Regions from separate parts of the Mus musculus genome. Here regions 1, 2 and 4 are each linked to region 3. Evidence: chromatin loops called from intact Hi-C (ENCODE). Cell type or tissue: left cerebral cortex. All regions are shown on one strand. Region 1 has its middle 18 kb from the start of Gm52726. Region 2 has its middle 15 kb from the start of Gm32955. Region 3 overlaps Rngtt (RNA guanylyltransferase and 5'-phosphatase). Region 4 holds the start of Akirin2 (akirin 2).

Evidence for each region. Hi-C counts contacts between places; a loop is a spot of excess contacts. Peaks named below come from ENCODE experiments on the same cell type or tissue, not always from the same donor. Only the 100,000 strongest peaks of a DNase experiment are listed, where the experiment ranks them.
Region 1: it touches region 3 in a loop (3-fold over the local background); 2 of 42 quality-filtered maps call a loop at or near these places.
Region 2: a loop joins it to region 3, with 4 times the contacts of the local background. A loop is called at or near these places in 11 of 42 quality-filtered maps.
Region 4: it touches region 3 in a loop (3-fold over the local background); 11 of 42 quality-filtered maps call a loop at or near these places.

Annotation. Positions count from the first base shown.
Region 1 is chr4:33,523,093-33,531,092 of GRCm38, forward strand. No RefSeq gene overlaps it. Among named protein-coding and RNA genes, the nearest start is that of Gm52726, 18 kb to the left of the region's middle. In left cerebral cortex, a CTCF peak has its summit at 3,127; DNase peaks (open chromatin) are centred at 851, 1,626, 1,862, 3,139 and 2 more places; H3K27ac peaks cover 1,086 bases.
Region 2 is chr4:33,583,374-33,591,373 of GRCm38, forward strand. No RefSeq gene overlaps it. Among named protein-coding and RNA genes, the nearest start is that of Gm32955, 15 kb to the right of the region's middle. In left cerebral cortex, a CTCF peak has its summit at 3,415; DNase peaks (open chromatin) are centred at 3,366, 4,015, 4,454 and 5,957; H3K4me3 peaks cover 478 bases; H3K27ac peaks cover 935 bases.
Region 3 is chr4:33,392,395-33,400,394 of GRCm38, forward strand. The region is part of intron 12 of Rngtt (RNA guanylyltransferase and 5'-phosphatase); the gene reads left to right. Among named protein-coding and RNA genes, the nearest start is that of Mir8118, 42 kb to the right of the region's middle. In left cerebral cortex, a CTCF peak has its summit at 4,279 (motif pointing right); DNase peaks (open chromatin) are centred at 1,231 and 4,286.
Region 4 is chr4:34,546,219-34,554,218 of GRCm38, forward strand. Akirin2 (akirin 2) reads left to right here and starts at 4,397. Exons shown (of 5, transcript NM_001007589.3): 1 at 4,397-5,055. The coding sequence starts at 4,827. In left cerebral cortex, no CTCF peak of the experiment used is centred here; DNase peaks (open chromatin) are centred at 4,305, 4,875, 5,235, 5,371 and 1 more place; H3K4me3 peaks cover 3,358 bases; H3K27ac peaks cover 2,020 bases.

The DNA.
Region 1 (8,000 bases), 130 kb after region 3:
TGCCCAGTGGAGCATGCCAATTGACTACCTTAGAGAGGTTTCTTTATCCATCTCTGCTGGATATTTTGAGTACTCAACTCAAACAAAACAAAACACAAAACAAAACAAAACACCCTGAGTGCTGTAGAGGATTTTCTGAGCTGTACAGAATGTGTGGGAAGGATCTGTATCCCTCTACCCAGCAGAGGAAAATTCAAAAGGCCCTTCTTGGATCTGTGAGAGCAGAGCCTTCGGCTCGGAGAGCTGACGGTGACGGGGAGGCCTCCTCAGTCTGTCCTCCAGCTGGTCGTATCCCATCTTCACCTGACAAGGACAGGGTGTGCCTCCTGCACTCCTGCACTGTACACAAAGGGACTCAGGTGCCACCGGAGGGCCACTAGGACTATGGATGGATGAAAGAGTAAAACAGAGGTCAGGGAGCTTCTAAAAGGTCACTTTACCCACTGTTCATACTGTCAGTTGGATTGGGAATTCAGTCCACCTCCCACCTAGCCCATACTACCCTGGCTAGGAGAACTCTCAAAGTGTTCATCTTGTTTCAAATTGGAGGCCAGGATGGGCTGTCTCTCCCTTGAGGCAGCTCTGCAGCCTCTTCCCTCTTCCTCGTCAATCTTCCAGGGTGGGGAACTCATGGAGGTGACTGCTGGAAGGGGTCCCCTAGTGAGGATAATGGCGACAGCTGGCCTGCAGATGCAATGTCTGGGGACTGGGGGGAGGAGAGTTGGGGGGGGGGGAGAGGTATGAGGAGGGGGAGGGCGGTCTTTCTAACTCCCATAGCTTACATTTCAGAAAGAAGTGAAGCGGCCACCCTGGGTGTGATGACTCAGATCTGGATCACTAGGACTTTGTCTAGCTCTGAGATCCAAGTGTGGGTGTGTGGGTGTATAAGTGTGTGTACACAAACACATGCTCACACATGTGCACACAACTCCCTGGAGAACTATCAGAATGGTGGGAATGATCTTCTATCCCATCTCATGCATTTCAGCCTGAAATATGAGCAGAATAGTCTAGAAATCTCTTCTGATTTCCCCAAACCAGCAGGTACGACAAGGTGACAAGAAGAAAGGTTTGGTACCATAGAATCTGGCAAGTTAAAGTTGGCGAGTGTTGGGGCTGGCGAGGTGGCTTGGTGGTTAAGAGCACTGATTGATCTTCCAGAGGACTGGGGTTCGATTCCCAGCGTCAACATGGCAAGTGCCTGGGATCTGACACCCCCTACTCCCAAGAATGTAGACAAAAACACCAATGCACATAAAATAAAATTAAATAAATTATTTTTTAAAATGTGGAGACTGTTGTACCTCTCCCAGGAGAGTCTTTTCTGGACTCAGTGGCTCTTCTCCTCCAGAAGGAACTGGCTGATTTCACCATCCAGCTTAGAGCACGTTCCTTATGACACGTGCCAGTGATGGATTGGTCACTGAAGATAGTCTAGTCCCCAAAGAAGAGCTTGCTCTAAGCCACGTGCACCCTGAGTCCTGCAGTCTAGTTTCTTTGGTGTGAGTCCCAGAACCAATGACCTCAGGCTCAGGGCCAGAAAATATGTGTTGGCGCCCATCCATCTCCTGCCCACTGCCAGGCTGGGGCTCTTGGCTCTGCTGCCTGACAGCTGGGAAGGGAGGGGCTTAGCTTGGCATTCATTCTTAACACTGGTGTTCCCATCGCTGCTGGGGTTCACTGGGAGAGAGACTAAGTGCCAGCACAACAGATTTGTTTCCTTTTCCTTCTGATGACTCATTTTTTACCTAGAGAATAGGGCAGGGGTAACGGGTTGGTCTTGGCTTTGGCGTAGACTAGCTCCATGCCTTGGTGCATGGCCAGGGGCCTTTTCCAATGAAGTCTCTTCCTTTTCCAGGAGAGGCCATATTCTTGTATGAGCCAAAGGAGAGGCACAGATGTCAGCGTGGGTGAGAGAGCTCCAAGTCCAGCTCATTACGTCTACATCTACCATTCAGGGCCAGAGCTGTGGGGGAGGCTGGGCTTTCCTACCGGACACTGATGCTAGCAAGGCTGAAAGTTTCCCTTGTGGACTGGGCTTCGAGGCACCATGGAGCAGTGTACTCCACTGCCTTGCCGTTCATCTCCTTGTCCAACCACACATCCATCTATCATCTATCCATTTGTCCACCCACCTATCTACCCATCCTCCCACTCATTCATCCATCTACCAGTTCATTCATCTACCCAGCTATCTTACCACTCAAGCATTTACCCATCCATCTTCTCCATCATTTAGTGACTCTTCAGGAGCCTCATCTTGGCAACATGGCTCAGAGGTCAAGGGTAATGTCTTAGTGAGGGTTTCTATTGCTGTGAAGAGACACCATGACCGCTGCAACTCTTATAAAGGAAAACATTTCATTGGGGCTGGCTTACAGTTCAGAGGTTTAGTCTGTTATCATCGCTGCAGGAAGCATGCGGGCAAACATGGTGCTGGGGAGGTAGCTGAGAGTTCTACATCTGGATTGGCAGAGGGAAAAGAGAGTAACAGTAGGCCTGGCTTGAGCATCTGAAACTTCAAAATCCACCTACAGTGACATATCCTCCAACAAGGCCGCACCTCCTAATAGTACCACTCCCTGTTGGCCTATAGAAGCTATCTTCATTCAAACCACCACTGGTAGCTTCCACGTGCTTGATTTAATGGTTCTGAAGTATTTGTGTGGCTCCATTAGTGGGGAGTGGCATTGAGGCAGAGGGAGTGGGTGACGAGGCCTGTCTCACCTTGAAAGGCTATAGTGTTGGTCAGTCCCACAGGACACCTGTTTGCATTTGATAGGAACATGTCTTGATAGGAACATGACTTCATGGGGAGCTGCAGAGACAGCAGAATCACAGGGATACCTCCTGGAGCTGGGTTTTGGTAAACAAACAAACAAACAAACAGCAAAACAAAACAAAAGAATAACCAATAGTATCTGGAGGTAAAGTCTTTACCTCTCAGGGTGCAGTTATCAAACACCACACAACAAAATCATTTCATGCTATATCCTTGGCAGATGTGTGTGCCTGTATTTTCAAAACCCAGTGCTTATTCCAGCTGTGTTCCTCAGAAACACAATCCAAGCCCACAGAGAATGAAAACGAGAACGCCCATAGGACAGAATGCGAGGTGCTCCGAGCTCCCCCTGGAGTTAGAGAGAAAGCTAGCTCACATCTTTTGTTCCGACCCTGCATTCCTCTGGAAGGGCTGTTTCTTCAGGGCTTTTCAGGAGGCAAGGGTGAAGGGCGGGCATGTATGTGACCTCCGGGCCTGGCTTGAAGCTGACAGCTGCCTGAGTCAAGGGAGGTCCCTGCCAGTGCTCCTTGATTCCAGTGCTCTGGGCAAGACCTGAGAATGGCCTCTCACACTCCTGAAAAAACAAAACAAAACAAAACAAAAAAACCTTTGCCTGCCTCCTCAGTTCTGTTTCCTGAGCAGCCTGGCAATGTGTTGTCTCAAACAACAAAACAGTACAAATGGCAGTTTAGTCTCAAAGGAAATACCTCGCCTAAGGAAGAGTCTCACCATGCCAATTGTGGGACGATCGTTTTCCACACCAAAAACACACAGAGAAATGTTGGCTGTCAAGACACAGCAGCAGCAGAAATGCAAATTTCACTTAACACCAAGAGAGCCGAGAAACCGTGCTCTGTGAGGGTGGCAAGCCAAGGGTGCTCAGCTCCGTTCCCTCTGCAGGCTTTGGCACCGCAGCTTAGGAAAAGAGACTCGTGCTTCTCAGCAGAGGGCATCCCCAGCACTGCCTAGCAGGTGGCATTCCTGATGCTCACAATCGCTGGGCCCCTTTGCCAGGCTTCCCCAGCAGGTTAATGCCGAAGTGATGATTAGATGTGGGTGACAGACTGAAGTTCACACCCCTCACGGCCTTCCTTACAAATCCACAGGGACCCGGGGCTTGCTTCCACCCACAGAGCTTTCTGCTTTGCTTGCTGCTACTGCCTGAAGTGGGCTGCTGGATCCCATTTGTATTCCAATTCCAAGCCAAGCTGGCCTTGCTTAGTAGAGAGTTAGAAAGTGCAGGTGCGGTTTGTAACAATGACATAGCCTCTCTCTAGCGAAGGTGTGGTCCCGCCACACGTGAACCGAGCTGGAGCTTGCCCTTCAACGAAAAATATCTCATTACTCAGCCTCTTACTGACATTTCATTTGCAAGTGGAATACTGCAAATGTCTCTCACATGACCTCCTCTGAGTGTGGGGAGACTCCTGGTTGCTCATTGCTTTGACTGGCCACTCCCCAAACGCACCAGTGCTAGTATCTAATGAATTAGCTTCCTGACAGAAAAGAAGCAACTTTCCTCTCATGTGACATGAAAATAATAAATAAAACCAAAACTGATCAACTTTCTATGTTTAGTACAGAGATGCTGTCTGGATACCCAAAGTGTAGCCTAAGACACAGACCTTCTGTCTGACAGGGAAGCAGTCAAATTCCAGTTGTAGCATCAGGGAGCTTCGGTTGGCATGGATAAGTTTACTCTGACACTCCATTTTCTGGTGGATACTTGAAAAACAGGACTTAGAATCCCAGACAAATGGAATAAGGACACCCCACTACTTCTGCTAGTTACAATGGAAAATCCTGGACAAAATACGTAAAAAGCTAACTACCAGAAAACTCTGTATTATAGAGAAAAGACAGTGGGCAGACATAGAGGGGTGTGTGTGTGTGTGTGTGTGTGTGTGTGTGTGTGTGAGAGAGAGAGAGAGAGAGAGAGAGAGAGAGAGAGAGAGAGAGAGAGAGAAAGACTCCTGTTTATGATACTAGCTTGTGCACTAAAGCCCAGAATGTGGAAATGTCAATGGGCTCACTTCCTAAACATGACTTCTCTAGCTGAAGCCCTGGGACAGGGAGGTCATGCAGGACACAGCTCTCTGCAGCTCCTACCATATACCAAGAAAGCACTGAGCCACGCCCTTTTCCCTGGTGTCCTGGTGGTGGATGTGACTCAAGGGTCTGGGTTACTCTTTCCTCAACTGCAATGGTAGGCCATAAATGATAACTGGAGTGACTTAGAACCATCTGGGAAGAGAGGCTTAATGAGGAATTACGTGGATCAGACTGGCCTTGTTGGTTGGTTGCCTATGTAGGAAGACTCAGGCCCCCTGTGTGGCACTACTTAATAGTAAATAGAGCCTTTCTTCATGTAAGTGTCAGAAGAGGGTCAGTGACAGCTGCCTAGAGGCCCAACCAGTGCACTCCTTTCTTCCTTCCCCTGACTGGATGTCATGCGGCCCGCTGCTTTGGTTCCCTGCCTTGACTTCCTCGATGACTGAGGAGAATAAGCTAAAATTGTATTTGTCAAAGCAACAGAAATGAAATTAGAACACCTTCCCACGGAGGGATGGACATCCATTGCCCTGCTTGTCATTGTGACCACATTGTATTCTTCTCTGAATCAGGACATTGTCAAGATCTGTTCCAGAACTCATGGGCAGGCCCCAAGTGCCTCGTGAGTGAATATGATCAGAATCAACAGAGCAGCTAAATCTGAGAACCAAAATCAGACTACACAGGTTTCACGATGAGCCCTGAGTGATACCCAGGTGTAGAAGGACTGTAGGTCCTTGGGCTCACAGATAAGCACCATCGAAAACAGGAATGCTAAACAGGCAGGACGGTCTCTTCAAAGAAGACATGTATGACTTGTTTTACTGCCGGGAAGGCAGTTCTTGAATGTGGGTAATGGCCTGCTGGCCTTTGACATATTAGTACGGCTAGGCCACACTGCCTTACCCCCAGACCCTTACCTTGTTTATGATAAGCCTACTTTATTTTTAAGAGAATCTAGAGAATATCTTTATGGAAGATGTCACCTGTACTCCAGGGTCTCAATGTAACCATGTAGTAAGCTTTGTTGTGCACACAGGGACTGAGTTGATTATCACCAGGAAAATTTTTTCCCAAAATGCCTGAATCTCAGTGTTTGCACCAACACCAGCTACTGTTATATTGAATCAAACCCCCTTCTTGTCTTCCCTGGATTGATACTCTGTTTTCTGGCCATGATATTTGTAGAGATTCCCCACACCCAAAGAGGGCAGAAGAGAAAAGCAATATAAAGACCTTGAAATGAAAACCAGCCTCATATCCACAAAATAAAATTTGTCCTTGGAACCTAGATGATTGGTTTTGTATGAATGTGGAATATTGAAGTAAGTGCCATAGTCTCATGACATAACACCCCAACTCTTCAAGACAAACCTTTTGTAGGAAGAATAGGAAGAAGGATAACAACATTCTTAAAGGGTTTATTTATAACGGTCATAATGGTGACACAGCTCTCAATTATGAATGTTCACAAAACAAACTCTCAGTTAAAAATTCAGATGATATAAAGAAAAAGTAAGTAGAAATTACAGAAATGAAGAATAAAACGAATTCTAAAACTCAAACAGCAGGCTCACCTTCAGAGTGAGATGACAAAGGAAAGAAATAGTAAACTAAGACGTAAGTCAATAGAAGTGATTGGATTTGAACAAGGAGGAAAAGATATTTTATAAATTGAGTCTCGAGGGTCTGTGGAACAGTGACAGGGCGTCTATCAGAGTCCCAGAAGGAGAGAGTGAGAGGCTGAGCAATTACTATATGAAATAATGTCAGCAACTCTCAAAACTGAAAGAGATACATTAATGTGTATGTTCAAACAGCCAAGAGAAACACAAACAGGATAAAGTTAAAGCTATCCATATACACACATCATCAAGTTCCCAAACATTATAGAGAGAATGTCTTACAGACAGGCACACGGGAGCGCCCAGTATGGGACGGGGAGTGACATAAAGGGCAGATTATCTCTCATCAGAATCCAGAGGTGAGGAAGAACAAAACTGTAAGCCCTCAGTTCTATATCTAGCAAACTTCCTTCAGAAACAAAGGGAAAATAAAACCAAAAATCCTCCAGTGAAGGGAAACCGAGACTGTTGTCCATGCATCTGCCTAAAGAATTACTGTGTAACACTTTAAAGTCAGAAAGCAAGTGATAACAGAGAAACCCGGGAGCATTCGTCATGATGGAAGGTGGAGGGGGAGCGCCCAGCCAACCATGAGCACGTGGCTCTCCTTGCGTAGTCCCCAGGGCTGGGAACGGTCTGCTCTACATAGCAGCATATTCAGGAACAAAAGTGGGGATAATTCCATTGCATCCACCCTGGAAAAGAATGGATATACTCAAAAGACACCCCTGTCCCCCCAAAAGCAGATTTAAATCGTAAAATGCCAACAAGTTCAGTAAGAGTAAAATCTGAACACACCAAATAACGAATAGAGGTTAACAGCATAGATTTAAAAACCATGGCTTAACTCTCATGTTTTCCGTGGATAATCACTTGAAAGTACTAATATAGAATTTTTTAAAAACATGAAAATAAAAACCCCTGCAAATGAATCAAAGGGAATACCGAATGTGTTTATATCAAGCAGTGTGGACTGCTGTGCATACGAGATTGCCAGAGGAAAAGAAGGATATTATACAACAGAGAGAAGACACATCCTACAGAACGTGCCACCCAATTTCAAGTGTCTGGAGCATATGCTTTTGTTTGAGCCGAGGGTTTTGGAAGACTAGAGGTGCAAGCTATACAGCAAGATCCTGTCTCAACAAATAAAAACCAGGCCTGGGCTTAGTTGGTAAAGTGTTTGCCATGCAACCTAGGTTTTTTTTTTTGTTTTTTGTTTTTTTTTTTTTTTTTTTTTTTTTAAAGCACCACCAGGGAGGTGCAGACAGATACAGCCTTGGGGCTTCCTGACTGGCCACTGTAGCTGAAGAGCTAAGCTCCGGGTTCAGGAAGAAACTCTGTCTCAAAAAACAAGGGGAAGGAAGGCTCCTGAGGGAGGACACCTGCTGTTGACATTTGGCCTCTGCTTGAATGACCCATTCCTTCCAAAAGCCACCAAAGACCAACTACACAGAAAAACCTCCATCTCTTCCCAGACAAAACCATAAAGCCCCAAACAACAACGGCACCATTGCTCTTTCTGTAACCGTGAGAACTGT
Region 2 (8,000 bases), 190 kb after region 3:
ACCTAAACGGAAGCTCATCAAAGAGAGCTAATTACTGCACTAGTTATTTACATAATTTAGATGACAATCTTGAAAACACAGTTATAGTTCAGAGATTCATGACTTTAATCAGGTTACAAGTAATAAGAATAACACTGATCAAGTCAGGCTGATTTGCACAAGTCTGAAGTATACAGGTCAGCACCTACATGGGGCACAGTGTGCCGGGGTGGCGAGTGGTCTCGGCTATCCTCTACAAAGCAGGGCAGTGGATCAGAGCAATAGTCTGAAAAACAGAAATTGATCAGGACAGTTGTTTGAATGTGGAACCAGGCGAATCGGTAACTCCGTTAATCAAAGCACGTAGTGGCAGCATAAAAGGATATATCTTAGTAAAAGCTTATTGGGTGGGAACATAGTATAAATGGAATGATTTTATTACCATGAAGCCATAAAATTCGATGTAAATGCAAAAATAAGAAATATAGGTAATGTAGCATTTGGGGGTATTCAGGAACAAATATCCCACAGATGCAAAACCTTCCAGGCTGGTTCTCAGCGATTGCTTTTGCAACTTGGCACCTCATCTCCCCTAGAGGCTCAGAAGTGCTTCGCCTCCTCCTGTCTTCCAGTAATCATAGACTTGTCTTCCAGGTGGAACTTAAGGCTATCTGGGTAGCGTAGAAAAAAAGATGAGTTTGGGTCTGGAGTTCCAGGGTGGCCACCGACTCCCTGGCACGTATGGGACACTGTACTTCTCTCGTCCCTTGTATCCATCCGCGTCCAATAGGCAGCACTAAACTCCTCCCTCCCCTGAAGCTCGTTCTGTTGTGTTGCCTCATGGAGGACTGGCTCGGCATTCACTCGCCTCTTGGCTTTGCTGTTCGTGTGGCATTTGTCCTGCAGTCAGAAGTCTTGAGATCGAGTGCTAGAGCTGCGACTTATTGGCGAAGCTCCAGTTTCCCTATCTTTGGTGCTAAGGCGTGACATAAAACTGACAGCTGGGGGTGGCGGGCCTGGTGAGATGGCTCAGCGGTTAAGAGTGCCGACTGCTCTTCCAAAGGTCCTGAGTTCAAATCCCAGCAACCACATGGTGGCTCACAACCATCTGTAATGAAATCTGATGCTCTCTTCTGGAGTGTCTGAAGACAGTTACAGTGTACTTGCATATAATAAATAAATAATTAAAAAAAAAAAGACTGACAGCTGAATCGAGCCGATAGAAAAACGAGAGGAAGTGGTGGGGCCCACTTACAGCAATTATGCATGCTTCCCCCCCCCCCAGAAATTAAGTTTGTTGACAGTGGTAAAGACAAAGATGTGACCTTCTCCCCCTGCCCCCCAAGAAATCATAGCAAGAAGAGCCTAACGTTCCTCCCCAATTAGAGGTATCTATTTTGGCCTTCAAGGGAGTGAGATACAGACATCTAATCTCCTAAGACAATGCCAGCTGCTAGTTTGTGTGTCATCGCATCTATCATGAGCAAATGCATCAAGAGTCTAAAATTCTTGGGAAGATTATAAAGATCAGCCCTAGACAAGGTCTAATGGGCCAATGGGTTGTTGAGCTCTCCAAAAGAGAAAATAGAATGTGTGTCTTTAATTACTTCCCCTATGCCAAGGGGACTTTACTTTTTTCTGTCAAGTTGGATATAAGTCATTGGGACTCCTCGTAGATTTTTTTTTAAAGGATTGTATTCTCTTGTAGCTAAATCAGTAATAACTTGTAATAAGATTTCTCACAGATTTCGAGTGTTAGTGCTGAGTAAGGCTCTTAGCAAGCAGGCTACAACCCACAGCTTCTCCTTGCACAAATGAGGGAAAAGAAAAAAAAAAGGCTTGGGAGGGGTAATCACCGTTGGGCAATCAGGGGCAGAGAGAAAACTGAATTCTTGTCACAATTGAAAGAGATTTTCTGATTATAAAAGATTCAAGAGATTGTGGTTGGGAATTGGCAGACTAGTTTTTATCTGATGGAGAAAATTGGAATGTGCACGGACTGGTTATGTTTCTAACCTCTCTCTCTCTCTCTCTCTCTCTCTCTCTCTCTCTCTCTCTCTCTCATCTCTCTCTCTCCCCACCCCAGCTGAAGGGGCCCAGGGAAGCACTGCTCTGGCTGTTTTGACGAAACGATGTATCAGAAAGTCAGAGGAAATATCAGTGGTCAGATCCCACTCCCGCTGGAGGAAGGCTGAAGGTTGGAGCCCCAGGTTCTAGGTTAATCCTTCTACCAATGGGGTGTTTGTTCATCTTCCTGCCTAGTGCCAGTCTCTTTGGCTGATCCATATAGAGTCCCATGAACGTGGCTTCCAGGGCTGGGAAGCTGGGCTGTGGTCTCAAGGCTAGAAGCTTCTCCCACTTCTTCCACGGCAACTGTCAGTCATTTTTTTCTTTTCCTCCTCAAATATTCCGTAGAGTGATTTGGGGAAAGTATATATATATTCTGTCAAGTAACATCTCATGGCAATATTTTAATAATTCAGTAAGCTCCAAGGGAGGCTTGTTCTTTCATGGATTCCTGTTAGCCCTCAAGGTGGTGGATGCTTCCAGAGACACTGCGGAGGAGGGAAAGGAAGAGCGGAGGGAACACCTAGTCTTCGGGTGGGTGTGGCCTCCTCAGCAGCAGTGTTTCCTGGCTTCTGCAGGAGACTCTGCAGACCAGGCGACCCCTATGAAAGGGTTGTTTGACCCCTAAAAGGGGTGTGGAGAACCACAGGTTGAGAATCACCAGTCTAGTGGGAAACTGAGCCCCATTTCTTTATACCATCCTGAGAACTGTGTTTTGATCGTCTCACATTCTCTCCCTAGTTTCTTGCCAGCTCATCCTCAAGACTGTAGACTGGTGTCTACAAGGATGTTACCCGTATCTATAGTCCTTATTAGAATGAGCTGGCCGGGCCTTTCTTCAGCTTGAAGTCACATTCAAAGTACAGCCTACCTCTCCAAGATAGTCAGTGTAGTGAACTGAAAAGGTGTGGAAGACAGATCGCAGTCCTAAACACAGACAATGTCAAGAAATTCTCTCCCTCCCCAGTCCCACCAACTCAGTCCCACCTCCTCTCCTCAGTGGTGGCTCACTCCTTTCTCCTTCACCAGCCATCCGCTGCCCTGCCCGAAGCAGACCTAGCCAGGCTCTCTGGTTCTCCTCACACAAAGCCCAGGCTAGAGGTCTCGGCTCTGAATATTTATGTCTTAATTCTGTGTCTCTTGGCTTGTATTCCTCCCTTCAGTGTTAGTTCTGCTTTGTGCAAATAGCTTCATTTCCATGACAGATGCCTTTGCAAGGAGAATGCTTAGATATGGAACCGGCAGCCTTAGAGAGCTGTACCAAGCTCACAGGACTCAATAAACAAGGGGTGACTGGGTTCACTGCCACAAAAAACAAAAAGCCTACAGCAGCCTGCAGGAGCCCTGAGTTCTTCCGCAAGCCTGTGGCAACAGCTCCCTCTGCCTGAAGAGCCCTTTGTCCTTTTGGTCTCTTGCTTTTCTTTTTCTTCCCCAGTTGTTCCTTTCCCTCACCAGCTGTGAACAACAGCTCCCGCAGACTCTGTCTGCTACAGAAATGGTCTGACTTCTGGTGTGAAGGAAATGAGAGATGAGGGGGAAGGACCTGTGTGGCAGGGGCCGTGAGTATAAACACATACTGGATCATACAGATATTGGGAAGGAAACCCCACACTCCCCTCCTGAAATGGAAAGTTAACCCTTGCAGCCAAAGCACGATGTGAAAATGAAGCTCTCCCAAGTCTGGCAGGGAGAGAGATCTAGAAATCATTCTTGGAACTTGCAGTGCGGCCCAGCGCTGCAGGCATCGAGGAGGGCAGAGGAGGGGGTGAAGATCCCCAATAAAATAAACCACGAGAGAGATTTTATGCGAAAAAGATAACTATAGCTGACAGGATCAATTTCTTGGTACAGGAGGGGTCAAACTACTTAGAAAGCATCTGTGAGGAGAGGTGGGATGGAAAGGCGGGTCACGTGCCGCTCCAGGCCCCTCCCAAGTCAGACTTGTACTGGCTGAGGTACTGCCCCTGAAGCGCACGTGGGAGGAGTCTTCTGATCTGAGCACAGCATCTGCCTGGTGATTCCTGCTGGTGATTGACTGATAATTAGACATACTTACTAAGCCATTTCAGGGAACTTAGGGAAAGAAAGTGATGTTGCAGGGATATCTGAAAGTGAAGAAGAGCAGTTCTGAAAAAGAGACAGAGTCTCATGCTACCTTCCCCCCATAATCCAACTCAAAGTTCAAATCTCCGGTGAGTCCCCCTGCCTGGCCACCCAGACTTCATCTGACATTCAGAGTCAATGGTCTGGGCTGGGCGAGTAGTGCTGGCATCTGCGGGTCACACGAGCTCTTAGGATTCTAAGGGGCAGTTATGATGAGAGCCCTGAGTCAGCCCTTCATAGTCCCTGGCTGAGTCATCTTGCTTTCAACGACACTTCTTCCTAAGCCAAGTGCCTGCAGATGGTGTGAAGCCCAGTCACACCGAGAGCTTAGTGACTTGATGATTGTCTCTAAATAAGGAGTGATGCAATCTCATTTCTATTTTAGGAAAATGACCGCGTAGGAAAAATGGCAGCGGGACTGAGGATGGAGAGCCCGAGGCTAGGGGAACCAGTTGGCCACTTGACCAGTGACAGCTATCAAGGCCGTGACTGACGGATAGGAGAGGCTGAAAACATGGCTCAGGCAAAACTGACAGTTCTGGCGACTGTGGCGGGGGCAAAGGCAAGAAGGGTTGAGCTTCAAGATGGGAAGTCAAAGTCAGGGACAAGACTAACCAAAATGAGGCCAGTGGAGCTGGAGAGGGAAGGACCCCATCTGCCTGAATGCCTGTTTCCTGTTCACATCCTGGGCCCCTAAGGGCAAGGCAGGTTAAACAGAGGATAATTGGTGTTTGCGGCTAGACTCAGGGCTGCTGGAGGGTGGGGCTCATCTTCTCCCGGCCTAGCACCTACAGCAGTCAGCACATGATTGACACGCAATGTCTCTTGAGTACAGAAATGAGTGGCAGACGAAACTGGAAACAGTCTCACTGGAAAACCTGAGTTTTTGGGGTCAGTCTATGACAAAGATGACTTCACATAGAAGCCAAGATCTCTATGAAAGCCAGTATGGTTTCTTTCTATATGTGGGGAAAGAGGAGCTATGCCAAGAGCCTGCGATGCCATTGGGTCTCTATCAATGTCACAGTCTCCTTGGCGTGGAGGAGGGAGATGGGGAGGACCTGCAAGAGGGTCTGGTTAGCAGAACTTAGACAAAGGGGGAACGTACCACTCAGCTCTACCACATAGGAAGGGAAATGCAATCCTCGTCTCTCCCAGGCTCCTTCAGCTTACGGTTCCATATAAAACAGTGACCAGCAATTGGGCTTTGTGGCATGGTGGCTTCATCTCGGCACACCCCCAAGCGCCCACCTGACCTAAGGTTTTCAAAAGCCATGCTCTTTCATAGATAACAGAACCCCGGGCCACTTCCTTCCCTGGGAATATCTGCTCTCTATAGAACTGCAAACCATTGCATTCCAGTTCTCTCTCTAGAACCATTTAGCAGGCTTTCCTAGGAAGCACCCTGTAAGCCACACACAGAATCCTTTGGCTTCAGGCTTGATTTGGAAAATGTTTTGATATTCTGAGTTTGTGATCCTGCAGTAAGTAGTATTAAAAAAAAAAAAAAAGGTGTAGTAGATTCGTGTCCAGCTCATGAAGCACTGTGTGTTGGGAGAAGTCTGCTTGGCAGCCAAGTTTTTGGGAAGCAGGTACCAGTTTATCCACTGCAGAACTCAGCTCGTATCCTTGTGTTTAGCAAGAGGACTGGCATTTTAATTCACTTCACCGGAGCATGCCTTTCCCCTCCACTGGAGCCACAGGTGCTGCAGTGATTATGTGAAACTTACTCCTTGGCCACAGACAAGTGCAGCAGAGAGGAGTGCAGGGTGTCTTTGTGAAGACTAGCGTAGCCAGAGACTTGTTCTTATATAAGTCTCCACCACTGGCCTCAGGCTCGTCCAAACAGCCTCATTATTCAAGTCAGGGCTGGCCAGGCTGTAGGCGAAGCTGCCTGGGTGGAGAGCGTCTGCCTCTCCCCCCCCTGCAGCTCCCCACTCTCATTGTGCCTCCTCCCCCTCCCGGAGCTCGAGCCTGAGAGTGCTCCATTTGTCTGCATCCTTTCTTCTAATGCACGCCTTTCACTTTGTCTCGGTGGTAGCTGTGTTCTCCCACTTCTCTCTCTCTCTCTTTTCACCTAATAATTATAAAGAAAACATTAGCAACAAGACTTTCCCTCCCCAGGCCTCTTTTATCTACTTAAATAGCCTTGACTTCAGGACACTGAGTATAGCACATTCATTAATTTTTAATGTCTCTTCTTGCGGTTGCTGACTTCCAGGGTCTGAAGGACCATGAACAATGGTCTCCTGAACCTTTGGATGGAGCCTGTTGTTGTTGTTGTTGTTGTTGTTATTATTGTTGTTGTTGTTGTAGGCAGGGTAGAGATGAAGGAATAATGGAGTCTGATCAAATAAATATCTGTTATCTGAAATAGCTCATTCAAGGTGAATATGGATTTTTATCACATTAAACCCAAGCCTGTGAGCCAGAGTTTTTGTTCCTGGATATTATTAGCAAACAGAAAAATAATTCTAAGAGATGGCAGACTGCAAGAATCATTTCTCAGAGGAACTTGGGGGACAGGATGCTATGCATCTGCAGGGCTACCTCATTGTCAGTGCCAGAGTCCGGAAATCTGGCAAGGACCTTAGATTTGCTGCTGGCATTCCTCAGAGGTCCACTTCTGTTTTGAGGTGTGTTCTCCTGGTGTAGGTGGGATCTCACCTACTCTTGCAATGTTCTACTTGAGCCCTACCATCCTTGAACTTCAAATGTGCTGTTTCCCTTAAGCTGCAGAACCACATAGACAGATCCTGGGACTATACGTGTTCCTCTGGACATTTCCAGTCTCACTTGGATCATGCTCCTTGGAGGGTGGATGATGATGCTATTGCCTCTCACACTCATGAGCTGGCAATCTTAGAGTCCTTCTGGGGGGTTTTTCTCTACAGCTCTCCAATAACTTGGCTGTGAGTCCAGCTGCATAGTATTTGTCTTACTTCCACTCCCTTGCCACCTCTTGCTTGGAAAGGCAAATCTTGAGTGAAGTTCATGCTGAGAGTGGACTTCTCTGGCCAGTTCTTCCAGAGTGTCATAAGAACCATAGTTTCACATCATAGATCTGATTTACTCACCACACAAAAGTCTACAGGTGACAAGAACTGTGTAGAGGACCCAGACTCTTCATGCATCTGATATCCTTTGATATTTAGCTTCAGTTTATCTTGTTAGCCTTAGCTTCCAGGTCAGCCAGATGTGCAAGCAAGATGCTCACTGCTCCCCAAACTCTAGTCTTCGAAACCTATTGTTTAAATTATTACAGTGGCTTTGTTCTTGCTGACTGCTTTCTAGGTACCACGAATTCATAGAGGAGAGAGGCAAAGCTCACAGAAGGGCGCATCATTCAAGCAAAGGTAATTGCAAGGAGCAAAGAGAGTGTACTCTGCAGAACTTCAGAGAAGCAAGGGCTTTGTTAGGATTCTAAGCTCCCCATCAGTTACCTGGCAATAGCCAGGTATGCTCCACCCCACAGCTATCTGACAACAGCCAGGTAGGCTGCTTGCCCCCTCCTCTCCCTCTTGTCTCTCTTGTCTCTTACTCTCTTGTCCCTTGTTACCCATCTCTCCCCATTCCCTTCCCCCCTCCTTCTACGTGGTCATGGCCAGCCTATACTTCTCTACTCTCTCCTTCTCTCTGCCTTTCTCTGCCTCTACTATCCTCTTAACTCCCCTCCCATGCCCCAAATAAACTCTATTCTATGCTACACCATTGTGTGGCTGACCCCTCAGGGGAAGGGATGCCTTGGCATGGGCCCGCTGAGGCACCCCCCTTCTCCCACACCCCACCACTCCCCCACAGAGCATATTCTAATATTCCTTTATCTGCTTATTTCTTGGTTGAAGAGAGAA
Region 3 (8,000 bases):
GTTTTTTCTGTGCACTATGTATGTGCAGTGCTGGTAGGGTCTATAAGTAGGCACTCGATTCTTTGGAAGTAGAGTCACAGTTAGCTGCTGGTTGGGGGCTGGGATTGGAACCCAGTTCTCTGGAAGATCATCTGGTGCTTTTAGCTGCTGAGCTATCCCTCTAACCCCATTCTTTATTTTTGAAGTTCAGAATTTTAGAGGTGCATTCATTCTATTGGTAGACCAACGTGCATTTGGTAAGAGTTATAAATGAAGTAGTTGAAATGTGTTTATGTAAGTGACTCTGGCTGTACTTGTGTTTTCTTCTCTTTGTCTCTCAGTTTTCCTTCATGTGCCACCTAGGTATGTTTATTTCCCTGGAGAAGCTTCACTGACAGGTAAGCGGCGCTGGGCCCAGAGCATCTATTGAATGTCAGCCCTGTTTAAAATTTCTCTTTTCTTTAGTAGACCAGTGTGTCCTGCAGACAGATACTGAGGCTGCCTAGTTTACATTGACGGTTTTGGTGCCTGTACAAAATTGCTTTCTAGAGACATGAACACTTTGCAGTTGATGCACTGCAAATCTATTTATTACGCAGATTCTCTCTTACCTTTCTTTGTTGTGTGTTTAACTCTCAGGTTCTATTTTACTTCGTTTGGGTACTCGCTCCACTCTTCTTCACAATGCCGCTGCCTCTGCTCTCATCATGCTTTGAACTTCTTATGTCATTACCTTACTCACGGTTTTTGTAACAAACTTCTGCCTGGATTCACTTATGGTCTTTATGCTTCTAGCAGAGGTTGCATAGTAGCTGGTGGAGAAATATTTGTTGAGGGTAAACAGGGAATGAATATACACTTCAGATCAGTATTGGGTATTGGGTCAGTATTCCTGGATGGTAGTTAAGGCTATCTGTGGGAATGGTGCTTACTGCTCTGGTGCCAGGGGATGCTTCACAACACCCAGAACATGCAGGGTAGTTTTGGAAGACTCTGCATTGGTAATCCGTACACTTTATAATATTGTAGATTTGTACATTCATAAATATAGGACTTTTGAAGATATCAAAGAGATAGCACTTTTAACTATTTTAAATTCTTTATTTTGTGATATTTTTTTGACTTACACAAACTGTGCATTCTTAAGATTTATTTTTATTATATGCATATGAGCGTCTTGCTCCCATTTTGTCTGCCTGCTGGCCATAAAGGCGAGAAGATGGTGTCAGATGCCCTGGAACTGGAGTTAGACATGGCTGAAAGCCAGCATGTGGGTGTTGGGAACTGAAGCTGGGTTCTCTGCAAGAACAGCAAGTGCTCTTATCTTCTGCTCCTAACCATCTTCAGCCCCTAAATTGTTCATTTTAAAAGTGTACACCTTGGTATTCTGATATGTAAAATAATCAGCCTGCTCCACATAATTAACAGGAATCATCTCTCACTCACTAGTTTTGAAGCATTGTTTGGTCAGCTTTGTACCTTTCTGACCCCTTGCAGCTCCTGGCAATATCATTCTTTCTGCTTGTTTCTAGGTTGTTCTAGGTTGCACCTGGGAGATCACATGTTTTCTCTTTCTATGTTTTGCTTTGCAGAATGTCTTTTAGCTCCACCTGTGCAGTGGAGAATGGCAAGACACTTTTTGTTTGTTTTTGTTTTTTTTGGTTTTTTCGAGACAGGGTTTCTCTGTATAGCCCTGGCTGTCCTGGAACTCACTTTGTAGACCAGGCTGGCCTCGAACTCAGAAATCCGCCTGCCTCTGCCTCCCAAGTGCTGAGATTAAAGGCGTGCGCCGCCACACCCGGCTGCAAGACACTTTTAAAAGCTAAATAATATTTCATAGTAAATCTTTATCTATTACATTTAAAACATACATGCAACACCCATGAAAGGAGTTACAGAGACAAAGTTTGGAGCTGAGAAGAAAGGATGGACCATCCAGACACTGCCCCACTTGAGGGTCCATCCCATAATCAGCCACCAAATGCAGACACTTGCATACGCCAGCAAGATTTTGCTGAAGGGACCCTGATATAGCTGTCTCTTGTGAGGCTAAAGCCAGTGCCTGGCAAACACAGAAGTGGATGCTCACAGTCATCTATTGGATGGATCACAGGGCCCCCAATGGAGGAGCTAGAGAAAGTACTCAAGGAGCTTAAGGGGTCTGCAACCCTATAGGAGGAACAACAATATGAACTAACCAGTATCCCCAGAGCTCGTGTCTCTAGCTGCATATGTAGCAGAAGATGGCCCAGTCGGCCATCACTGGGAAGAGAGGCCCCTTGGTATTGCAAACTTTATATGCCCCAGTACAAGGGAGTGCCAGGGCCAAGAAGTAGGAGTCGGTGGGTAGGGGAGTGGGGTTGGGGGGAGGGTATGGGGGACTTTTGGATAGCATTTGAAATGTAAATGAAGTAAATACCTAATTAAAAATTGGAGGAAAAAAAAAAGAAGAAATAGAAAAAGAAAAAAAACCATACATGCATCTCTCAGAGACATTTAAGTGTTACTGTGGGCAGCAGAGAGGGTGGATGCACAGGCTTCTCTCAGCAATCCCACTTTGTTTAGCTTTGGATGTATTGAGAAGTGGAATTGTTGGGTTGTTTGGCAGAGACTCCCCAGGAGTTTCCCCTAGTGCTGTAGCAGCACACTTTTCAGCAGGTGTTCACTGCCTCCTCTACAGTTGATAAGAACATAGTCGCTCTTTTGTCTGTTTGGTAGTGTTCATCCTAGTAGACTTGAGGTGAGTTCCCACTGAGGTCTTGTTTTCCAGTCTGATTGGAGACGGCTCAGTTGGTCTGCACCTTCTCATGTCAGGTTCACACCTCAGTTGCTTCTTTAGAGAAATGTTTGCTTGGGTTCTTTATGTTTCATTTTTGAACTTCACAATTTTCTATATTTTGATTATTAATACCAAATTTCAGATACAGTTTTTAGATACTTATTATATACTAATTTTTATTAAATTTATTAGATACAGTTTTTAACTAACTCCCTACTTTCTGGTAGGTCACCCTGTAATGTGTTTGCTGGGCAAACTTTTCTTACTGTGATGGATGTTAATATTTGTTGCTTCTTCCTTTAGTGTTGTATCTAGAAAATTATTTTCACGATGTCTTGAAAATTTTCCGTATGTGTGTGTGATGTGATGTGAATATCTGTTTTTCCATTGACCCAGTTTACTATAGTAGTTAGTGTGCATTTTGAATGTGGAATAATATACCTGGGCTTGAATATTTCCTGTGTCTAGCTTATTTTCTTTGTTGTATGTGCTCTATGAAGACAGGAGATTATGATGAATTAATCTATTTTTTAGAATGTTCAAGGAATCCTGTAATTTAGCACCCGTGTACTTAGCACCTGTGGTCAGTGGGAAAATATACAGTAAATGATAGCTATTAGAAATGATTGTTGTCTTTATTATTCCATATAAAGACTGTAGGAAAGAGGAAACTAGAGGAAGCACTGGAGACTGGATAGGGACCTCACTGTCGGCTCCAGAAGCTTGAGTCCTGGTTGGTCAGCCAGCTAACCAGCTGCGGTGAGCATCAGTGACAGCTGACAGGGTCTTTTGGCTCTAGGGATAGCAGCTGGGCTGTCAGAGTAGAAGGAAACTCGTGGGTATAATGGATGAGTGCAGAGGTGACAGAGACTCTATTAGAAAGAGTGCTCTATTAGAAAATGGGCCTGAGTGGGTAGGAGGTTCCTATTGATCAAGATGGGATGGGGAGTGAGTGACTCTATTTCAGATCTAAAACCCTAGGGTGCCGCCTGAGCAGTGTTAGATTGGTGCTTGACCTAGTCATACTCATAAAAGAGCATCTAGGTTTCTTTGAGTAACTAGGTCTAGAAATGAAGATTTGGGAGTAATTTTTATGGCTATATTCAGAGTCTTCTAGGAGAGTGGTTTATGGTCAAAACCAGTCTATTTTTGTTTTTTTAAAGGGAGTGAAGAAAACTAGCGGAAACACTGTTACCTTTAGGTAACAGCAAGGGTAAGAGGGTAGGTGGAAGATAGTGTCATGTGGCAAGCCTGAAAGAGTGTTTCCCAAAGTTTTGTAACTGGAGATTGAAGAGGAACATACAACTTTGGTCTAGATACCCTATTTTAGGCAAGCAAAATGCTATTGCTGTATTTTTACAAGTGAGAAACGAAGCCCTCACTTTAAAGTTCTTTAACATTACCAAGTTAGTAGAGCCAAAGGGTAATTAAAGATATGACTTTCTTTGCTGTTACTGTCACTGACTTCCTTTGGCCCTGCTGTCCTGGGTAGGTCTTTAGCCCTGTCTCTGGCTTGTGCCACTAGATGGCAGTAGTGCACCTTGCTCTCTCTAGTGTTTTCTAGCATTACCAACTCTCCAGGGACCACCTCTAGTTGAAACTACTGCTAAAAGTTTTCCCTCTGTCTAGTTTTGGTACATTTTTTGCTTTATGGACATACTAAGATGCACTTTGAACAGAGACTCTGCTATGTTTAAATAAATATTTCCTCATATTTTCATATTTTTTAGGGTGTTTTTTTGTTTGTTTGTTTTGTTTTGTTTTGTTTTTGTTTTTTTCGAGACAGGGTTTCTCTGTATAGCCCTGGCTGTCCTGGAACTCACTCTGTAGACCAGGCATATTTTAATATTCTTAATACTTATGTTGATTGGATTGTTGCTTTTTAAAAGACCACAGGTATCTCAGGTTATATTGGGGTTGTATCTAAACACAAGTATTTTTCAGTTTTTCTTTTTTTTTTAAATCAGAAATTTCAACTTTATTTAGAATGCATTTTTGCTTTTTGCTTTTTTTTGCTTTTTTTTTCTTACGTATTTTCTTCAATTACATTTCCAATGCTATCCCAACCCCCCCCCCCCCATTCCCATTTTTTGGCCCTGGCATTCCCCTGTACTGGGGCATATAACGTTTGCCTGACCAATGGGCCTCTCTTTCCAGTGATGGCCGACTAGGTCATCTTTTGATACATATGCAGCTAGAGTCAAGCGCTCTGGGGTACTGGTTAGTTCATAATGTTGTTCCTCCGATAGGGTTGCAGATCTCTTTAGCTCCTTGGATACTTTCTCTAGCTCCTCCATTAGGGGCCCTGTGATCCATCCAATAGTTGACTGTGAGCATCCACTTCTGTGTTTGCTAGGCCCCGGCCTAGTCTCACAAGGGACAGCTATATCACTGTCCTTGCAACAAAGGCTTGCTAGTGTATGCAATGGTGTCATCCCTTGGAGGCTAATTATGGGATGGATCCCTGGATATGGCAGTCTCTAGATAGACCATCCTTTTGTCTCAGCTCCAAACTTTGTCTCTGTAACTCCTTCCATGGGTGATTGTTTCCAATTCTAAGAATGAGCAAAGTGTCCACACTTTGGTCTTAGTTCTTCTTCAGTTTCATATGTTTTACATATTGTACCTTATATCTTGCTATACTAAGTTTCTGGGTTAATATCCACTTATCAGTGAGTACATTTCATTTGAGTTCTTTTGTGATTGGGTTACCTTACTCAGGATGATGCCCTCCAGGTCCAACCATTTGCCTAGGAATTTCGTGAATTCATTCTTTTTAATAGCTGAGTAGTACTCCATTGTGTAAATGTACCACATTTTTTGTATCCATTCCTCTGTTGAGGGACATCTGGGTTCTTTCCAGCTTCTGGCTATTATAAATAAGACTGCTATAAACATAGTGGAGCATGTGTCCTTATTACCGGTTGGGACATCTTCTGGATATATGCCCAGGAGAGGTATTGCGGGATCCTCCGGTAGTACTATGTCCAATTTTCTGAGGAACCTCCAGACTGATTTCCAGAGTGGTTGTACAAGCTTGCAATCCCACCAACAATGGAGGAGTATTCCTCTTTCTTCACATCCTTGCCAGCATCTGCTGTCACCTGAATTTTTGATCTTAGCCATTCTGACTGGTGTGAGGTGGAATCTCAGGGTTGTTTTGATTTGCATTTCTTTGATGATTAAGGATGTTGAACATTTTTTCAGGTGCTTCTCAGCCTTTCGGTATTCCTCGGGTGAGAATTCTTTGTTCAGCTCTGAACCCCATCTTTTAAGGGGGCTATTTGATTTTCTGGAGTCCACCCTTTTGAGTTCTTTATATATATTGGATATTAGTCCCCTATCTGATTTAGGATAGGTAAAGATCCTTTCCCAATCTGTTGGTGGTCTTTTTGTCTTATTGACGGTGTCTTTTGCCTTGCAGAAACTTTGCAGTTTCTTGAGGTCCCATTTGTCAATCCTCGATCTTAAAGCACAAGCCATTGCTGTTCTATTCAGGAATTTTTTCCCTGTGCCCATATCTTTGAGACCAGTTTTTCTTTTTTTAAACAGCTCACTTGTTAAAATCAGGCTTATTTATAGACTAGGTATCATATTTATGAGTTAACTAGAGCTTTGATAACAATTGTAATCTGAGTACATGCTGGTGAATTCAGTATAATTAAAATTTACTTATTTTACACTAGAGTATATGTATGCTTGTTTATACTTCAGAAAAATTTTGTGTTTCAGATGTTATATTTAGCCGAGTGTGGTGGCGCAGGCCTTTAATTTCAACACCTGGGAGGCAGAGGCAGGCGGATTTCTGAGTTCGAGGCCAGCCTGGTCTACAGAGTGAGTTCCAGGACAGCAAGGCTACACAGAGAAACGCTGTCTCGGGAAAACAAAACAAAACAAAACAAAAAAACAAAACAAAACCCAACAGATGTTATATTTATTTTCAAAAGTCTTAACCCTTTTAGTGTAATATCTTGGCCTTATTTTTTTGGGAGATTGAAAAAAGGTTTTTAAAATTTATCTCTGTTGTATTATTTTTTGTTGTTGTTGTTGTTGCAAACACCATAAGAACAAACAGACAAACATGACTAAATCATGATTTGACCAGGATTGTGCTGGATTCAGGAAGGCTAAACATAGGCATTATGGGCACAGGGGCTTGCTGTCTTATTTTTCAGCTAATTTTTTTCTGAAGTTATGACTTATTACCATATCTTCTTTGTCATCTCATGGCCTATTTTGTGAGATTTCTAACAAAAAGCCTTAACTAGCAAAAATAATTTAACTTTTATTATAGTCTTTTCAGAGATGAGGTGACAATTAGAAATATATTTCAGTTTCGGCAGTAAGAAAACTCTATGCAGAAGTCTAAATAGAGATTTATTTCCAGCTACCATGAAGTGTGTATATCATCTAAGTGAGTCTGTTGTGGCATAAATGGAATGAAATGCCTACTGACTCATGGAGGCAGTATATATTTGACTTTAAATTTATCTACTGCTAATCATGAGACCTGGGGAAATAATGCATATTATGTTCTTTTTAAATTTTATTAACTTTTTTCTTTTTAGATTTAACAATTTTATATGTCTGGGCATTTTACCTCCCCCCTCCTCATTTCCCTACTAGATCACGTGACTCTTGCTGCCCCCCTCTACTTTCCTCCCAGTCTTTTGGAGTTGGTTCTTTCTTTCCGTGTTCTGTATGTTCTGGGTAGGCCTGGGCTTGCTAGGCCTGCATGGCAAGTGCCTTTAGCCTTTGTTAGAGCTGTCTGATCCCCGTATTTGTATAGATACAAAGAAACATGAAATGGATGGTTTACTTAAAAATAACTAGACTTATGAAATGTCTTTAGACATAGTAGAAAAATCTAGTGATTTTAGGAAAATATTTCTTCAACGGGCAGAAAACTGAATTTAATTACAATTATGTAATTTAAGAGAGGCTTTTTTTTAAATATATTTTTGTTTGTAATCCTAATTTTTAATGGCTGAGCCAACTTTTCAGCCCTAAAAGTAGCTAATTTTGACTTAATTAAAACAAAAAGTTTGCTCAGCAAAATAAATTGTTAGGGCTAGTTCAGATGGCACAGGTCTGTAATCTCAGGTACTCTGGAGCCAGAGGCAGAAGTATCAAAAGCAAGGCCATTTCTGGCAATTTAGTAGGACTCTTACCTTAAATATACAGTAAACAAAGGGTTGGGGGGGTGGTAGCTCACTGTTGGAGTTAGCATCTGAGAGCTCTG
Region 4 (8,000 bases), 1.2 Mb after region 3:
TCCAAGTGGTTAGGTCTTACGTTATCTATGTCGATTTTACTGACATTAATCAAAGAATGCCTTGTCAGAATCAGATTCTAAGGATTATATCAGAAGTTGTTATAAAGCCTAATACTGGGGCTGGACAGATGGCTCAGCAACATAAGAACACTGGCTGCTCTGCCGGAGGACCTAGGTTCAGTTCCTAGCACCCACATGGCAGCTCACAATTGTAACTTCAGTTCCAGGGCATCCAGCATCCTCACACAGTCACAACAATACACAGGAAAAAAATGGAAATACAAAAACCATTAAAAAGTAAGACAGTTTAGTACCAAGCAAGGATCAGAGTCTTGGATCTTGGTAAAAGCAGTGTGCTCTCTGCTCAGACTGGGGAAGATGATGCTTCTCAGAAGAGAATTGCTACATGGTGACAAAAGTGTGACAAGCCTTTAAAACTTGCCTGTATTCACCAGCAGAACCAGCCTGGCTGTGAGGTCACAGGAACATTTAATTGCACTATATATTTAGATTCATGTAACTTGACTTAACTTACTGTGTTAGTTTTCTCTTTCTTTTTGATGCATGAACTCAAAATTCACTTCAAAATTATGTTAAAACTGAATGGTTTTTAAGAGTTGTATTTATTTTCATTTCTTGCCTTAGAATTACTTTTTTCCCTTTGTGTGTGTGTGGGGGGGGGGGGGGTTGAGACAGGGTTTCTCTGTATAACCCTGGCTGTCCTGGAACTCGGAAATCCACCTGTCTCTGCCTCCCAAGTGCTGGGATTAAAGGTGTGCCGCACCACTGCCCAGCTAGAATTACTTTTTGTAGGTTTTTCTCTGAAAGCCTTTGGCTACTCTGAAAGACTTGTTACAAATGAGGACTATTGAGAGGACAGAGTGGTAAAAAATAAAAATAAAATGTTATCAACTGACATTTTTTAAGTGTGGGAGCAAAAGATCCCTTGACAGACTTCTTTTTTTCAATGTGGTGAGAATAATGTGAAAGTTTATAGACAAGATTTTCAAGCTTGAAGCACTGAGAAAGGGTCTTAGTCACTATGCCTTTTCTGTGAAGAGACACCATGACCAAGGCAACTCTTATTAAAAAAAGCATTTACTTAGCGACTTGCTTACAGTTTCAGAGGTTTAGTCCATCATCAAGGCAGGAGCGTAGCAGACAAAATGCTGGAGTAGTAGTTGAGAGCTACCTACATACAGACCGGCAGGCAGAGAGAAAGAAACACTGTGTTGAATGTCTTCTTTTGAGAACCTTGGGCTGGCGAGATGGCTCAGTGGTTAAGAGTGCCGACTGCTCTTCCAAAGGTCCCGAGTTCAAATCCCAGCAACTACATGGTGGCTCACAACCATCTGTAATGAAATCTGATGACCTCTTCTGGAGTTTCTGAGGACAGCTACAGTGTACTTTCATATAATAAATAAATAAATCTTTAAAAAAAAAAAAAGAAAAGAAAAAAGAAAACCTCAAGGCATTCTCCCAGTGACAACAAGGCCTCACCACCTAATCCTTCTAATCTTTTCAAAGAGTTCCACTCCCTGGTGAGAGCCAGTCTCATTCTCAAGCCAGAAAGTTGCCTCTGGGTTAAGGATGAACTTGAACTCCTGACCCTCCTGTAGGCCACATAAGCCTAGAGCTGCAGACCTAATGCAGAAAGAATTACTGTTGCTGATAGGAGTTCCCAAATTTCCAAGGGAAACTGCCCCAGGCATGTTTAAATTTAAACCAGAAAGAACAAAAAATTAAGGAAAATCCAGATTATAATAAACACACCGATTAAAAATATAGAAAGAGCCCCAGTACAGGGGAATACCAGGGCCAAGAAGTGGGAGTGGGTGGGTAAGGAAGCAGGGCTGGGGGAGGGTATAGGGGACTTTCGGGATAGCATTTGAAATGTAGAAGAAAATATCTAATAAAAAATGCCTTAAAATACAGAAAGAAAAACTAGAAAAACTTACTGTACAAGCTATGTCAAAACTGAATGTCACTCTGTAGGGAACCCTGGTACCAGGAAAGGGAAATACCTAATGCACACAGGGTACCATTAGAGCCACAAAAACAAAACCAAACCCCAAATCAAAGTAATTAGCATGGTGGTTTGAATAGGAATTGGCACTAAGGCTCACAAGCTGAATACTTGTTTTTCAGTTGGTCATCTATTTAGGAAGGTAGGATGTGTGGTCTTGTTGGAGATGTATCACAAGGGGGGCCCTCTCTCTCTCTCTCTCTCTCTCTCTCTCTCTCTCTGTGTGTGTGTGTGTGTGTGTGTGTGTGTGTGTGTGTGTGTCTCTCTCTCTGTGTCTCTCTCTCTCTGTGTCTGTCTGTCTGTCTCTCTGTGTGTCTCTGTCTCTCTCTGTCTCTTTCTCTCTGTCTCTCTTTCTCTGTCTCTCTTTCCTGCCTCCAGATCAAGTTATAAGCTCTCACTACTACTACTCCATCCATGCCACGTTTCCTTCCATGATGATAACCCTCTGAAACTATAAGCAAGCCTCCAGTTAAATGCTTTATCTTATATGTATCCTTGATCATAGTGTCTCTTCATAGCCATACAACAGTTAGGAAAAACCAACTAACAAATTTCAAAAATAACAAACAACAAAAGACAAAAGCATAAATGAGCAAACTATGCTAGCTATATCGACATTCCCAGACAATTAGAGTGGCTAACGCTGGTAGTCCTTACTACTGCTCTTTTTCTGACCTCTATACAATTGCTTTTATTTATCCTACTGAATTTCTTGTTTATTTTTAACATTAGCCCACAATGCAATTTGCGTTATGGCCTGCTCATACCTGATTTGTTTCTGTTCATTCCTCCAGGCCGTGTACCCTTTCTCCCCTGGCAGTTACCTTCTGCTTTCATGTCACAAATACTCTATTACCCCTTCCTCCTCTTCCACACAATCTCAATGTCCTGTCTTGTGGCTCCCTTTTACCTTCCGTGCCACCTGTGGTCAAATCTTAGTGGACAAAAGGAGAGGCTGCTGTTTAGTTGCTAGGGTGCTTGATTGACCCCTGGCAATATATAAACGATGTATGATGGCACACGCCAATCATCTTAACCTTAGTTCTCAGGAGGTAGAGGTGGGAGGGTCAAAAGTTCAAGGTCATCTTTGGCTACCCAGTGAATTTGATATCAGATCTTATCTCCAAAGGAAAAAAAAAAGTCAAGAACTTTTCTTATTCTGCTCTTACATAAAGTATGAACGTCCAGTCAGTTTCAGCACAATAACAGATTTCCTGGAGTTTTTATAATTTAATAAACACATCCTTAGTACAAGTCTTAGTTAAGTGACTGTTTCATAGAATGCTGGTCTTTCTCAAAAGATACTTTCTAAGAACTATATTCTAAATTAAAATAAGTGTGACAGAGTTGCTTATACAGTGTGATCAAGAAAGCTGATCTTTGTGGTGGTGAACAATTCTAAACAAATGGATATATAGAGAGGTATTGTCCAAAACAACTATAAAGCAGCCACATATGTTGATTTCTGAGTAAGCAGAAAAGAGTGAGCATTAGGCGTATTAATACTTATAATCTTGGTGGAGAGCTAGCATCCACAGGCAGAAGATATAAAGTATCTACATAAATTACTTCATCAGTGCTGTAGTCGATCCCTATTTTAGATAGTTGATGAAAAAACAAATTTTAGAAATATTTCTTCCCACTTTGCTAATAAAGATGGGTCCTGCTCCCTAGGCATTTATTTGCTTGCCTTTCCCTAGACCCCACCCAGCCTTCCAAACTCAACAAATTTCTGGTGTTGATCGCTCTCTGCTCATAGTAAACAATTGACTTTGTGCTCCTTTTCAGCTATGCAGAATTTAATAAGCAAACAAGTACCTATCTGGGAAGCGCAAAGCACAGACTTCAAAGATCCTGTAATCTGATATTATTACTGTCGTTCTGTCTCGAGGACCCAAATTGGTGTTTTCATTATTTCCTATCTCCTCCATGTGACAGATTTGGTTTTTTGGCGCTCCTGACAGCTAAATTAATCTCTCTCCAAATATTAGACTGGCTCTTTGTTATATCCCGTTTAAGTCACTATGCCAAATCTTCACAGGGTCTCTAAAGTGCTTAGCTTGCTTTTCCAATGGGTTCGCTTCCTCTTCCCCACTGTCTCACAGGCTCTCCTTTCTCTTCCTTAGGTCTTTTTTTTTTTTTTTTTTTTTTAAACTCTCTTACTTATGAGGGGGTATTTAAATTCCAACCCGGAACTTGGGATCGTGCGCCTTGGATGACGGGAGTCGTAGTTTCTGTGACTTCTGGGTAACCGCCTTTCAGGCCGATCCCTGCCCTTCACGAAACCCCACAAATCCCAGAATGCACTCTGGCGGGCCCGCCCCCGGTGCGCAGGCGCCCTGGGGCCGCAGGATTTGAATCGGCGGCGTTGTTATTGACGCCATATTGGGGCCGGCGGCGGGTGGCAGAGTTGTTCCGTGGAGAAGAGAGGGTCGAGTGCATTGCTTAGCTCTGTACGGCCGGGCTACCTCGCAGCTCCCGCGCGTGGCCGCCACTCACGAGCTTCCGTCTGCACCGGCGTGTCGGAGATCGCGTCTGGGTCGCGCCACTGGCCGGGTCCACTTCCGAAGGGAGCGGGTCTCCGCGCAGGAGCCCCGGCGCGCTCAGCCCGAGCGCACGGCGGGGGCGGCCCGGCCTCTCGGGAGCGGCCCCGAGCCGGCGGCGCGACCCTCGCGCCTCGCCCGCCTGCCCTGTCGCGGCTCCGCCGTCCCGGGCCCCACACCCACCGGGCACCTCGGAGGGCCCGTTTGCCCCCGTCCTTCCCGGCCCCGCCCGAGCCGAGCCTCGGCCGCCCGCCACCATGGCGTGCGGAGCCACTCTGAAAAGGACTCTGGATTTCGACCCGCTGCTGAGCCCCGCATCTCCGAAGCGGAGGCGGTGCGCGCCTTTGTCGGCGCCGGCTTCGGCTGCCGCCTCCCCTGCCGCCGCCACCGCCGCCGCCGCCGCCTCGGCCGCGGCCGCCTCGCCGCAGAAGTATCTCCGGATGGAGCCTTCCCCCTTCGGCGACGTCTCTTCCCGGCTCACCACAGGTGGGCCTCGGCCCCGGGGCTGCCGGGGTGGGCTGCGGCCGGGAGCTTGGGTGCGGACACAAAGGGAAGGAAGGGCCTGAACCGAGGTGGGGGTGGTGTCGGCAGGTTGGGTGGGTACGAGTCGGGTTGGCCGGCATTGTGGGGGTCCCTCATTGTGAGGCAGATCATTTGGGGCTAGATCCCTAGAATCGTTTCCTTATGTAGAGCCCCAGCGGAAATGATCAGAGAGGGTGATATTATTCATAAGTCAGGCGAGAGAAGGGTCACATTTCACCCGAATCTCCGGGTCTCTTGGGCTGAATCGATTGGTTGCAGCTATTAACTCAGTGACTGAGTGGTTTGAGGCGAGAAGGCAGCCCCTCCTCCATTTTAGACTTGGCTGGTTTTAGTATAGAAGGGGTGGGGTTTGGAGGGGGATGGATGTCACTGGGGCGAGTTGTAGGCCTGTCATTAATCACCCACAAGAACGCCACTTTGGCTGAGTCAAGACCTGTTTCCCTAGCAGGGTCAACAACAAAGCAAATGTTCTTCCCGAGTACTGTAATGTGATCTCACTATGCGTCCAGTCCTTAAGAGATCCTGAACTTTTAATGAAAAGGAAGGTGTACTTCAAATTGAGACTGACTAGTTTATTTGTAAATGCTTTAGTTATCCCAATGAAGTATGTTGGGAGAAAACAACCTAGCCTCGAGAGTAACGAATAAATCAAGATTCCAGTGGACTTCAGACTTGAAGTCTTGAAACATTTTCTCAAAGTGTCTGCCGGATGGACCTTTGATTGCTTTTGTATACTAAATGTGTACCTAGGGATTTTTTTTCCCCCTCTGCATTTGGAAATCTTTGTGTGCCTTCGGCACAATCTTAGGGTAAACTTTAATGGACTTGAAGTGTAAGTCTGTTTCTTTTGTGTGTGGCATGCAAGAGTGTGTGAGCCTGTGTGTGTAAGCCCTTAGTGATATCATCCTTAAAGCCTTTGCTTAGCTTAAATTTTTTTTTTCTCAGTAATTCATTTTAAAAAGATGGGAACTATAGAGTTCTGTATTTGGTAACATCTATATGAAATTGACTGTACCATGTGTGTTTTTTTAAATGTCACATTTAAATATTCATACCCAAATCCATGGAGAACCTCAGTTACCTAGTCTGGCTCTTAAATTTTTGATATAACGTAGCCAAAAGCTGTTTTATGAGTTGCAGTCACTTTTCGTAGAAATTCCAAGACGTTTATTTAAGGATCATACCTAAGCTGCCCTCCCCCACATATGTGTATAAAGGCACTCCTGACCGAGTTGTTAGAGGAATGGCTCTCAATCTGTGGGCCGCGACCCCCGGGGGAACGCTCCGATATTTGCATTATGATTTATAACAGTAGCAAAATTACATTATGAAGTAGCAACAATAATCATAGGGTTGGGATCATCACTGCATGAGGTACTGTGCTAAAGGGTGGGCTTATCAGGAGCGCTGAGAACCCCCTGCTTTAGTCATTACTGTAAAACAAGGGAACAAAGTGGAGAATGGATTCCTTTTTTTTTTTTTTTTTTTTTTTTTTTGGTTTTTCGAGACAGGGTTTCTCTGTGTAGCCCTGGCTATCCTGAAACTCACTTTGCAGACCAGGCTGCCCTTGAACTCAGAAATCCACCTGTCTCTGCCTCCCAAGTGCTGGGATTAAAGGCGGGCGCCACCTCCGCCGGGCTGGAGAATGAATTCTTGGGGCAGACATTTTTTGTTTTTAATGAAATGCTAAATTTGAACATTGAAATGGTGTCCTATCTACTAATGGAGCCATTTTAAAATAGCTGTAACTAGCAATAAATTTCATTGGAGCTAGTGATAAGTTTGAGAGTTACAATATATCCCTATGCAGTTAAAATAATCTTGAATACTAACACAGCAGGGAGCTATGACACGTTTCTTTACTTAAGGGAGGTTGTTCAGAAACGGTAATGATCTCCCAGTCTGCCATGTCAGTGCTGTAGTGCAGAGTGTTTAAGAGTCTCCACATCTCAATCAGTATACTGTAAAATAACTGGGAGTATTTTTAGTCTTTTAGCCAGCTGATCTAGTTTGACCACATCTTGAAACCTAAAATCAAATCAGCTGGGTGGTGGTGGGGCACGCCTTTAATCCCAGCACTTGGGAGGCAGAGACAGGCGGATTTCTGAGTTCCAGGCCAGCCTGGTCTACAGAGTGAGTTCTAGGACAGCCAAGGCTACACAGAGAAACCCTGTCTCACAATGAGAGAGAGAGAGAGAGAGAGAGAGAGAGAGAGAGAGAGAGAGAGAGAGAGAGAGGGAGAGGGAGAGGGAGAGGGAGAGGGAGAGGGAGGGAGAGAGGGAGAGAGAGAGAGAGGGAGAGAGAGGGAGAGAGAGGGAGAGAGAGAGAGAGGGAGAGAGAGAGAGGGAGAGAGAGAGAGAGAGAGACAGAGAGAGAGAGAGAGACAGAGAGAGAGACAGAGAGAGAGAGAGACAGGGAGAGAGAGACAGGGAGAGAGAGAGACAGGGAGAGAGAGAGAGACAGGGAGAGAGAGAGACAGGGAGAGACAGAGAGAGAGAGAGAGAGACAGGGAGAGAGACAGGGAGAGACAGAGAGAGAGAGAGAGACAGGGAGAGAGACAGGGAGAGACAGAGAGAGAGAGAGAGACAGAGAGAGAGAGAGACAGGGAGAGAGACAGGGAGAGACAGAGAGAGAGAGACAGAGAGAGAGAGAGAGAGAAAGAGAGGAGAGAGAGTTGCCAGTTGATGTTTTTAGAGTTTGCTAAATATTAAGTTGGTATTTCAGTTCATTTGAAAATGTAAAAGATTAGCTTCTTGAAAAATGAGGGAAGATTGTTAAAGTTTAAATTTGCTAAAATGTACATATTTGCTGCTGTAATTTTTAATCACACAGTAAATGTGTGGTTGAACCTTTTTAAGCTAAAACTAATGAAGACCTAGAAGTTTATA